Regions from separate parts of the Homo sapiens genome. Here region 1 is linked to region 2. A link is an interaction called in ENCODE POLR2A ChIA-PET data of the cell type or tissue named here. Cell type or tissue: PC-3. All regions are shown on one strand. Each heading gives the region's core, and the rest is flanking DNA. Links, peaks and the distances in the headings are about the cores only. Region 1 overlaps CFAP20DC-DT (CFAP20DC divergent transcript). Region 2 overlaps CFAP20DC-DT (CFAP20DC divergent transcript).

Evidence for each region. ChIA-PET counts read pairs that join two places held together with the same protein. Peaks named below come from ENCODE experiments on the same cell type or tissue, not always from the same donor. Only the 100,000 strongest peaks of a DNase experiment are listed, where the experiment ranks them.
Region 1: POLR2A ChIA-PET joins it to region 2 with 5 read pairs; 1 of 35 experiments calls an interaction of 5 or more read pairs at or near these places.

What each region holds. Positions count from the first base shown.
Region 1 is chr3:59,723,342-59,728,726 of GRCh38, forward strand. The region is part of intron 6 of CFAP20DC-DT (CFAP20DC divergent transcript); the gene reads left to right. Among named protein-coding and RNA genes, the nearest start is that of CFAP20DC-DT, 640 kb to the left of the region's middle. In PC-3, for the core only: no CTCF peak of the experiment used is centred there; a DNase peak (open chromatin) is centred at 3,150.
Region 2 is chr3:59,578,417-59,583,801 of GRCh38, forward strand. The region is part of intron 6 of CFAP20DC-DT (CFAP20DC divergent transcript); the gene reads left to right. Among named protein-coding and RNA genes, the nearest start is that of CFAP20DC-DT, 490 kb to the left of the region's middle. In PC-3, for the core only: no CTCF peak of the experiment used is centred there; a DNase peak (open chromatin) is centred at 2,765; H3K4me3 peaks cover 707 bases; H3K27ac peaks cover 1,354 bases.

The DNA.
Region 1 (5,385 bases), core at 206-5,205, 140 kb after region 2:
AGCCCACAGGACATCTACTGTTCTCACTCTTCCTGCCTTCTGAAAAACAGCTTGGCATAGGGAAAAGGGCAAGGAGTTCATATATAGACAGGCATTCTTATTTGTGTCTGACCTGAAGCAAGTTACCAACTCTTTAAGCTTTAGTTTCCTTGTCTATAGAAGGAGAGTAACAGTTACTTACAGATGATTTTGCTCAGCACTGAGTACCAGCACCTAGTACATATAGTATTTGGCATACAATAGGTGTTGCATAAATATTTGTTAAATAAAAAATTTTTAAAGGGAGGAAGAAAGGAAGGAAACATAGAATTTTTAAAGATTTAAATAATGCTTTGAAAATTCTTAGCATAATGACTGGTACACAGATATTCTTCAGTAGTATCCAGTATTATGATGAGGAGGATCCAATGTGATGAGGAAGAATAGATTTAGAAAAAAATCTTCTCAGTGCCTAGAATAGACTCTATATTCTTACTGAAACTAGGCCTGCTCTTCCCATTCCTCCACGGTTACTCTCTTAACCTGTTCAGGCTGCTATAACAAAATACCATAAACTAGGTGGCTTATAAACAACAGAAAATTATTTCTCACAGTTCTGGAGGCTGGGAAGCCCAAGATCATGGCGCCGGCAGATTACTTGTCTGGTGAGCACCTGTTTCCTGGTTCATAGACAGTGCCTTCTCACTGTGTCCTCACATGGTGGAAGGGGCAAGGCCACTTGCTGAGGCTCTTTTTTAAGAGACTCTGCCATCATGGTCTTATCACTTCCCACAGGCCCTTGCTCCTCTTAACACTCTCATTGGTGATTAGGTTTTAACATGGAATTACGGAGGGGAGACAAGCAGACCTTAGCAGTCTCTCCACTTTCCAGTTATGCCTTCAGGGCTGCCTCACCGCTGTTCCATGCATAGTAGGTAATAAAGATATTTTCAGGGCCTAAGTGAACTACATGGATGTGACAATGATTGAGGGTTGTTGGTCGTAGTCATAGTCATTCCAGGTAGGAATGACCCAGGTTTTATTCTGATAACTAAGAAGTTACATCTTAATTATTTTACATTGTTTTATTTCCAGGTTAGGTAATCATTAACCCTTTGATTAACACATTTGCTTTAGGGTAAAAGTAAACATGTTTAGAAACATCTCTCCCCGCCCCCACCAATATGTTATTATCGTATACAAATGCCATTATTTGCACTCACTTACATGACTAAAGGGAGGTTTTCACCTTGAGAATATTTGGATATCCCTTGCTTTTCTTTAACCATTCCTCCCCCTTTGTCTTTGTACATCAGCACAAAGGAGCAACTTGCCAACTCAATAGACTTAGGAGAGAAATTGGGAATGGTAAATTTGCTGAGAGTCCATGGTTACCAGTTCCTCTTCAAAGAACATGGGTTTTGGGGTTACACCCGAGTTCAAATCTCACATCCACCCATTACCAACTTTGTTACCTTGAGCAAGTTACTAAATCTTTCTAGGCATAAATTCCCATGTACATTGTATGAGGATCTTGTATAAATTAAATGACATCATTTACAAATGTATCTACAGCAAATATTCAACAAAAGTTCATTTCCTTCTTACCAGCATGTTGAGCAAGGACATTCAACAGATGGAGACACCCAGAAGAAGGAGGTACATGCCCAGACCTTAGTCTGGAGGTTGGATTCAGGGAAGGATGAATGGTAGAGGTTTCTGTTCAGTAAGACACATGGCTCCTGGTCATCATCTGAAAGAATTGGTGGGGGTTTAAAAGTATTGTTCTATAGCTTTGGGTCAACTGTGATGAAAGCAATCATGGAGGAAGATCCTTTAAACCTCCTTGCCAAAAATGGAGGATCATTCTTTTCCACCATGTGGATTTTGGTGACAGGTATAACAATAAAAATAGGAATGAGCTGAGAGTTGGAAAAGTGAGAACTCAAAGATAACGGGAGAATCTTCTTCGGAATGTCATCAGTACAAGGAGGGAGTAGCTGCCATGCTGTTTCTGTCTAACACAACAGACATGTGATAATGGAAATGGATGTTCATGCACACATCCAGTTACCCACTGCTCACCATAAAATTAGCAACACTCCAGCCCCTGTGCAAAAGAGAAACAGAGTAGTGGGTATTTGTGTCCAAGAAGAAATCAGAGAGAAGAAGGATTCTGCCAGGGACATTGTTCTGAATTAAGCATTGGTTTTCATTGCTTTTGGTATTTTCTCCATGTAGACCAGACCCACTTTAGCAAACAGAGTCATCATTGGCTTTTCCCATATTGGTATCATTAGGCTTTGTTTAGTTCTTGAAACTGCTACAGGAAAGGAGTCCCCATCCAGACCCGAAGAGAGGGTTCTTGGATCTCACACAGTAAAGAATTCAGGGCGAGTCCATAAAGTGAAAGCAATTTTATTAGGAAAGTAAAGGAATAAAGAATGGTTACTCCACAGAGCAGCCCTGAGGGCTGCTGGTTGCCCATTTTTATGGGTATTTCTTGATGATATGCTAAACAAGGGGTGGATTATTCATGCCTCCCCTTTTTAGACCTTATAGGGAACCTTCCTGACATTGCCATGGCATTTGTAAACTGTCATGGCACTGGTGGGAGTTAGCAGTGAGGACAACCAGAGGTCGCCCTCATTACCATCTTGGCTTTGGTGGGTTTTAGCCGGCTTCCTTACTGCAACCTGTGTTTATCAGCAAGATCTTTATAACCTGTATCTTGTGCCGACCTCCAATCTCATCCTGTAACTTAGAGTGCCTTAACCGTCTGGGAATGCAGCCCAGTAGGTTTCAGCCTCATTTTACCCTATATAATAATGATCTCCTACTCAAGATGGAGTTGCTGTGGTTCACACACCTCTGAAAAAACATCTCCTAAAAGGCTCTGGAAACAGTTCGTGTTTACAATGGCCTCATGGGGCCAGCATGGAAATAGAGTGTTTCAGGCTGGCCTTCCCCACCTGCAGCCTCCACAGCCTCCAAACCATGCCAGAATTACAGGAAGAGCCTGAAATGAGAAAACCCATGGATTGACAGGTAGGAATGAAACTCTCCCAGCATTTTAGTTGCATAGACAAAATGGAAGAAAAACTGCAAGTAGGCTTGCAATATGACTCAACTAACTGTTCCACGTGACCAAGCGTTGATTCATTTCTTCAATTCAAAGTCAAACAGTGAAATGTGGAATTAGCCCTGAAGGCAGGGGCCAGGCATTCTGGTGACATTTGCCATTACAACCTGAGAGAGGTTCAGTGTTTGACATCCTGGGTATAAGAATAATTGTTACTTTTAGGGCTGTTCTCTGGATCACAAATCAGTAACCCTCTAGCAGAGGGAAGATTACCAGTACTTGCCATCTTCTCTCACTGGCATTTTCTCTACTGAGCACATCCTGTTCAGACTGCAGTGCTTTTTACCTTCAGCTAAGAGCGAAACATCCTAGACCAGGCTTGGGAACTAGAGGGCTTTCCAGTCTCAAGGAAGCAGCAACAATCATTCCCAATAAACAGGGCTTTGGCAAAGGCATATAATAAGATTTTAAACAAGATGCCGTTGAGTTCTACTCAGTCTGTTGTCTTATACCAGATCAAAACCATCAAATGCCAAATGCCTGAAGTCGCTGTTTCAATGTTGGCTCCCAAAAATGATAAGTCTGCGTCAAATCCCTGAAATCTGTGTATGTGACATTATTTGGAAAAAGGGAGTTTGCAGATGTAATGAAGTTAAAGATATTGAGATCGTCAGCCTGGATTATTCAAGCGGGCCCTGAATCCAATGACAAGTGTTCTGATAAGAGTCACCCAGAGGAGAGAGACACAGAGCGAGGAGGAGGAAAGTGAGATCAGACAGAGACCAGCAAGATTCCAAGGAACGCCAAGGATCATCAGCCACCAGCAGCAGCCAGGAAAGAGGCATGGAATGGGTGCTGCCCCAGAACCTCTGGAGGGAGCATGACCTTGCTGGATTTTGGATTTCTGGTCTCCAAAACTGTGAGAGAATAAATTTCCATTTGTGGTCATTTGCTATGGCAGACACAGGAAACTGATACACCACATGTTGGTGATGGTACTGGGGTCTGGGAGTGGCCCATAAGCCTAAAGAGATTCTCAGAGTCTTTGTGTGAAAAAGAAAAATCCTGGTTTTGTTCTTTGTAGCAGTGCTATAGATGTGTTTTATTTTCCTGTGTAAACTCTAATCCCCACATTTATTAATATAACAGAGGAAAGAAAGAGCCCACTACCGTCATCTTTCCTTGAAGAAATTGACTATTGTGGGCAAGGGGCTTGCTTCCTAACACTCCTTACACTCCTGCCACTCAAACAGCTCAGTCTGAAAGGTCCCATCACTGCATTACATGCTTGTTTTGTTCCTGAAGCTGATTTTGCCATTTTAAGCTCTTGAGCTTTGCTTCTCTGCACTGAAGGCAGGAAGAGAATATAACCGAGGAAAGGTTGTACATTTCTTGTTCTATTATGTTACCTACCAAAATGGAAACTCTAAATCTTAGCCTCAACAAACCTTTGGTTTATAGGAAGCACACTAGTTCTAAGAGATCCACTTCCTGAGTTATGCCTTTCAGAGACTGTAAGATATCAATTTTTAGGTTAGCACAGGCTAAATATTTTAACTACCATTTTATTTCCATCCAGGCCAAGGGACAATTTAGGAAAGGTTCTATTCTGAGTACATAGCCAAGGAAGTGTGGAAAGGCTGTTGATGCCATTGTTTAGAAGTTAGCCTGTCATTCATCATGATTGAAACATAACCCCAATGGCTTCCACAAGTGTAATAAAACGCTTTGCAAAAGGTTGCAGAATTGCAGGATGTAATAAAATCTGCTTAGCTTCATTTCCAATGCCGCAGAGTTCTAGAGAACGAGACCCATTTCCTTATGCCTTGGGATTTGTTCAAGTTACTTTCATGCCTGAAAATGACGGAACATAAAAACAGACATTTAGTTAGAATCAATAGTATCTTTTGAGTCATGGCAATAAATAAAATATAAGTTTGTTTACTGCTAATCTTTTAGATTGCCATTAGCATTTTACAAGAGGCCCTGTTGATAGGGATGAATTATATAAAATAGATGGACTGCAGCCCTGCTGATGCCTGCAGTCACTCTGGATTCTCACATTTCCTGTGGTCTCTGGCTACTGCCCTTGTCACCAGAGGTCAGTGGCATGGTCTCTTAAGAGTGTCTGTTATAGACACAAATCTTACCTAGAAACAAGCCAATTCAGGTCTGTATTAATTAGGTGAGGACAGGATCCCAAACAGCCATTGTCAGAATTGCCTGCTGACCACTTGTTAAAAACACAGATTTCTGGGCTCTGTCTCCTACATGATGACTTAGCAGGTCTGGATAAAGGCCCAGGAATCTGTGTTTCTTGGCAG
Region 2 (5,385 bases), core at 294-5,293:
GTGGGCTTCAGTCCCCACCCTCCATGTTTTTCCTAGGGGTCCACAAGTTCACTCTGTGAGTCATTGTCACTTAACCTCAGGGTAGCTTTTGGGGCTGGCCTTATCTTCTGAGAGTTCCCATTTTGGCAGATCTTCTGAGCTCTTCCACCAGCATCATGGTCTCCATGTATGCCTGGATGCAGCTCTTCTAATGAGACTGATCCCCAAAGCTTGGAAACCTCCATGGTACTAGTCTGGCACTGCCAGCACCATACCATGGTGTTCCTCCCAGAGCAGGGCAGTACTGACACTCAGGACATTACTGGGATTGAATATCAGACACCATGACTTCCTTTGTATGGCCCTGCCCATGCCTCTCTGTCCTCAGGCCACTTCAGGCCCTGCGGACCAGATACTTCTTGCCTCCCTGCAAATCTTTCATGAAAAAAACAGCCCCGCTATAACAGGGCTACAAAAGGCAAAGGTAGCAGTCTAGTTTGGGGTCTTCTTAGAAGCAGTAGGTTTGGGGATTGGGTTGGGGGAGGCCTCTAACATCTTAGCCCAGCATCTTGGGACAGTGGATGTTACTACCTCATGACTGTTGTTAACCTGACCTTTCCTACATCTGCCCTAATACAGAAACTAGGACTCTGTATCTCATCTCTGTCATCCTACAGTGAGGTGAATGCAGAGATCCTGCACTGATGTGAAGCCCATCTGGGATCTCTAGACACAAGGCCACCGGCATGAGCATGGCAGCCCAGGGAGAATACAGATGGTGTACCTCTATGCCAAACGGATCAGAATGCTTCATACATGTAGCACAGATTAAAGGCTCCAATGACACCTTGAGTCAGGATTTTAGGAAATGAACAGAGATTCTAAGTCTCTCAAAAGCCACTCCAGACATAAAAACAAAATACAATAAATTATCCTAGACTGGAACCTTTACTAAAGGGAAAATATTGGCCAAAGGGCATCATCCTAACAATTGCCAAAGTTAGAGAATGCACTGTAGGTTACATAAAAATGGTACCTCAAAGGTAAATTTCCTGAATGTGATAAATGCACTGTGGTAACGTAAGAGAACATCTTTATTCTTAGGAGGCATACCCTGAAATATTAAGAGGTTAAGGGACATAAAATATGCAACCTACTCTCAGTAGTTCATAAAAAATACTAATAAATATCTACAAGATAAATTCTTTAAAATTCATTAATCTGGGTGAAGAATACATTATTTTTGTATTTATTTGTCACATTTTTCTGTAAGTTTGAAAATATCTCAAATATTATCCAAGGGGGTAGTTGTTTAGAGATGAATTTCATCTCTGTGATGTAAAACATGCAAAAATATATCCCAAAACCAAGACCTGCAGAAACTGAGTTGGATATTTGCCCTGGTCTCCTTAGCCCAGGGGTCCCAGTGCTCCATGAGGCCACTACCCGGAGCTAGATGAAAAGCCAGGCCTCCTGAACTGGTCCTTGATGGGGGATCTTAGCCTTTTCTCCCTTTAGAGGAGTTGATGGCCAGATGTGGGGAATTCTGGCTGAAAGTAGAGGCATAAATGCAAAGATAGCACAACACTATTTTGGTGAAAGTTGGGAAGTCTTTTTGCTTCACCTAACAAGGTCTGCATGTTTTTATGAATGCTAACCTTATTACAAGGTATATGAACTCCAACCTGGCATTCATAGATCCCCAGAGCCCATGATAATGACTCAAAGGCATGCTACAAAGTAAATGATCAAATTCTATGATCATTTGTTGCCCCATAATTAGAAACTGGCCATCCAGGTATTTCCCCCAATGGTGCCTCTGACCTGCACCCAGACAGACCTATGACCTGTGAGCTGCTGTCCCCACTTGCCTCCCCCATCACCCAGCTCTCCCAGCACTTAGTGCCCAACCACTGGGTGGAAACTTCCAGTCTTCAGGATCCACCTTGACAACTCCAACAAGTCTGCTTCTGTGTGTTCCTCAGGCTGTCAGCAGCAGGGGTGACAGAGTATAGGGGGGCACCATGAAGTGGTGAAAAGAGCCTCTCCTCCATAGCCTGTCACATTTTGTCGCTCAGACCTCAAGGCCACCCTGTTCACACCCGGAGTCTCCCCATTTATCCTAGGAACTGCGATTCTGCTTTGAGCTGAAATGTTGCCAAGCCTCACATGTAAAAAAATAAATAAATACACAAATAAATCAAAATGAAACAGAAAAAAGACACAAGGATTCTGTCTGCCTGTCACCCCTATGACTGTACAGTCTCAAACTCAGTGCATGATGCCTGCTGAGAGACAAACCTAACACTTTCTGCTTCATCCCCTAGTACTTCCCCCAACCCAGATTTTTCTTTGTCGCTGTATATGAAACAAAAACCTGCTCTGCATATTAGTGGATTTAAACAGCTCTCAGGAGATGATGGTAGAGTAGAAATATTACCAGAAGTTGTAGCTGTTCCAACCAAGTGAGCACCTTTTTTGTGTCTGGCTCAGTGCTGAGTGCTTTATGTGATTTATCTCATTCAGTACTTCTAATCATTAAGTTCTATGTCATCCCCATCTCTCAGATGAAGAAACCAGGAAGTTAACTGATGTGTTCAAGATCTCACAGTTAGCAAGAAGTGGAACCTGAACAATTGTCTGGACACATCTGACTCCAAAGTCCATATTCTTCACCCACTGTATGATTTTGCTCCCCTCCCTGTAAACTATGGAACTGATGTGGGGCTGGGTGTTTTCTTCTAGCGTTTGGACTCTAGCAAAGGCTGCCCTGCCCAAAATGACCTGTTCCCCAGAATTTCTACAGGGAGAGGCTATAATACCTTTATGAGTCATATTTACCTACACTAATGACTGTTAACAATATTAAAGCTGAAACTTTAAAAACGAGTCAACTTGCAATAATCTAATGGAAGCCAGAACATACCTAACTCATTCCCATTTTAGATTTGACTTTGGGATACATTGAGTATTTTGAAAATGACAGACTCCTCTATTTTCTTGGCTCCGGGTGATTAGACTGAGTTTGCCTTCTGTGGGTTCCCCTGAGTCAAAGGAAAGAGAGGTAGCTCAGAAGCATATTGCATCACCAAGAAAAGTTGGTCTGAGAGTGAACATCTATAACAGAAAGCCCAGAATGTGAATTATTCAAAATTAGACAATATAGATTGCACATGCTTCTTGTTAAATAGATTTCAGGTGAGGAACTTGTTGCTTCTCTGTGCAGTTGAGTTCCTCATCCATGCCCAAAAATATAGGTAGAATTTATGTTCTGACAGATGCTTATTTATCCCGTTTTGTACCCATAATCTACACTTGTCTTAATTTCCTCTCAATTATGCTCAGGCATTAACTAATAATGACTAACTACAACCCCAGATAATTATTGCTATCTGTTCCCTTTGTAAATATAACTCCAGCACAGAGCTAGAAGAATAATGGCATATTTACAGAAGGCAGCTAATTAAACTGAGTTCCAATTGCTTTCACTTTGCCAGAAGGAGCCATTTTCACAGCAAAAATTGGGTGGATGCTTGCATGCTTACCAGGAACAACCTGAGGTAACATAATTCAGGGTTCCCGAGGCAAAAATTCAGTGCAAGACAAATATACACAAGCAATAAAAATCTCATTAAGGAAGATATGAAGATTGTTTTACCATAGTCCAACCATTAAAAGGGGGTATCATTTTGGTGGGTTTATTTAAGGAATAGTATATATTTCATTGTTTCATAATGGAAGTAATTGCAAAGGACTCTTAGACAATCCTTGAAGAACATTTTTGTCTTCTGTTTGAATCTTTCTTTTCTAGTTTATGAAACTACTTCACCATCTTTAGCCTCATCATTTCTAAACTTTCTAACAGATCTGAGCATTGTTAAGCCCAATACCCAAAATTGTGAAAGTCCAAACACCCACCCTCACCCCTTCTCCTCCATCTGCTCCTCATTTATTTCAGGAATTTGGTCTTAAGCACAACATGATCTTTCATATAGAGTATGGATGCTTCTGTGGTGTGATTTCTGGAGTTTAACTGAACTCATTAGCAACAGTCACACGAATGCAAGTTCCTCTGACAAACTTGGATTGGAAAGCATGTCTTCAGTTTTCTTTCTCTTCTGGGTTTATAGGTTATTCAAACCCAAACCAAACAAACACCTTCCTGAAATAACAACAGAAAAGGAACCCGACACCTTGCATTGTAAAGATGCCAGATGTTGTCTTGTATTAGTCTGTTTTCACGCTGCTGTTAAAGACATATCTGAGACTAGGTAATTTATAAAGATAAAGAGGGTTAATGAACTCACAGTTCCATGTGGGTGGGGAGGCCTCAAAATCATGGTGGAAGGCTAAAGGCATGTCTTACATGGCGGCAGGCAAGAGAGAATGAGAGCCAAGTGAAAGGGAAAACCCCTTATAAAATCATCAGATCTCCTGAGACTTATTCACTACCATGAGAATAGTATGGGGGAACCGCCCCCATGATTCAATTATCTCCCACTGGGTCCCTCCCAAAACACGTGGGAATTACAGGAGCTACAGTGCAAGATGAGATTTGGGTGGGGACACAGCCAAACCATATCTCATCTCTAAAGGAAGAATGTGTCTTCCTTGTCCTAGCTTTAGGAGAGAAACTCAGGAACGTTTTAGTGCATACTTACCTGGATTATTTAAACAATATTTTCAGTTGCAATGCTTTGCTGTGTTTCTGGATGCTGTGCTGAGTTTTCTTCCTGCCTGTGTGCAATTTCTGAATTCATTTCTATCTACTGGAAGTAGTGATTTGGCAGGCATCAGCACTTTTTCCATGTTTAATTAATTCCTCTAATTTTGTGGTAAATGAGAATAATGGGACTTAATTTTGCTATTTATGTAAAATTGATTGGTAATTATGGGGAGCACAGGAGATTTGGCTTTACAAACAAAAATTAAGTGACCTCTCCATCATGGTTCCTTGGCATGCCTCATTCACTCATCAGGGAAAAGCAGAAATGGCAGCAGAGCAGATGCTGGAGGGAGACGAGGGCAGGTTTTGACTTTTGCAGAAGTTGGAATATGGAAATGTGCAGGGTCTTGTTGAAAAGTCCAAATGAACTCAAGCCAGAATCATTCAGAAGATAAGATGTATAGGACAGAAACCTGTTTAACTGTTTTTATTATGTCATATTTGGCATGATTTGATCACCTAATTTCAATATATTCCTATCTTTTGTGTTCTGACCAAACCAGGGATGGTTGGCAGGAATAAGGTCTCTTCCTAGAGGTGCTTTATGTTAAAGGAAGTTCTCATAAGATGTGGTCTCAAGACAGAAGGTTTTTACAATTATTAATTTCTCTCTTGAAACTGGATGTAGCTCCAGATCTCTGATTCTTGGTAAATGATACTTACATTGTAAAAACTAGTTT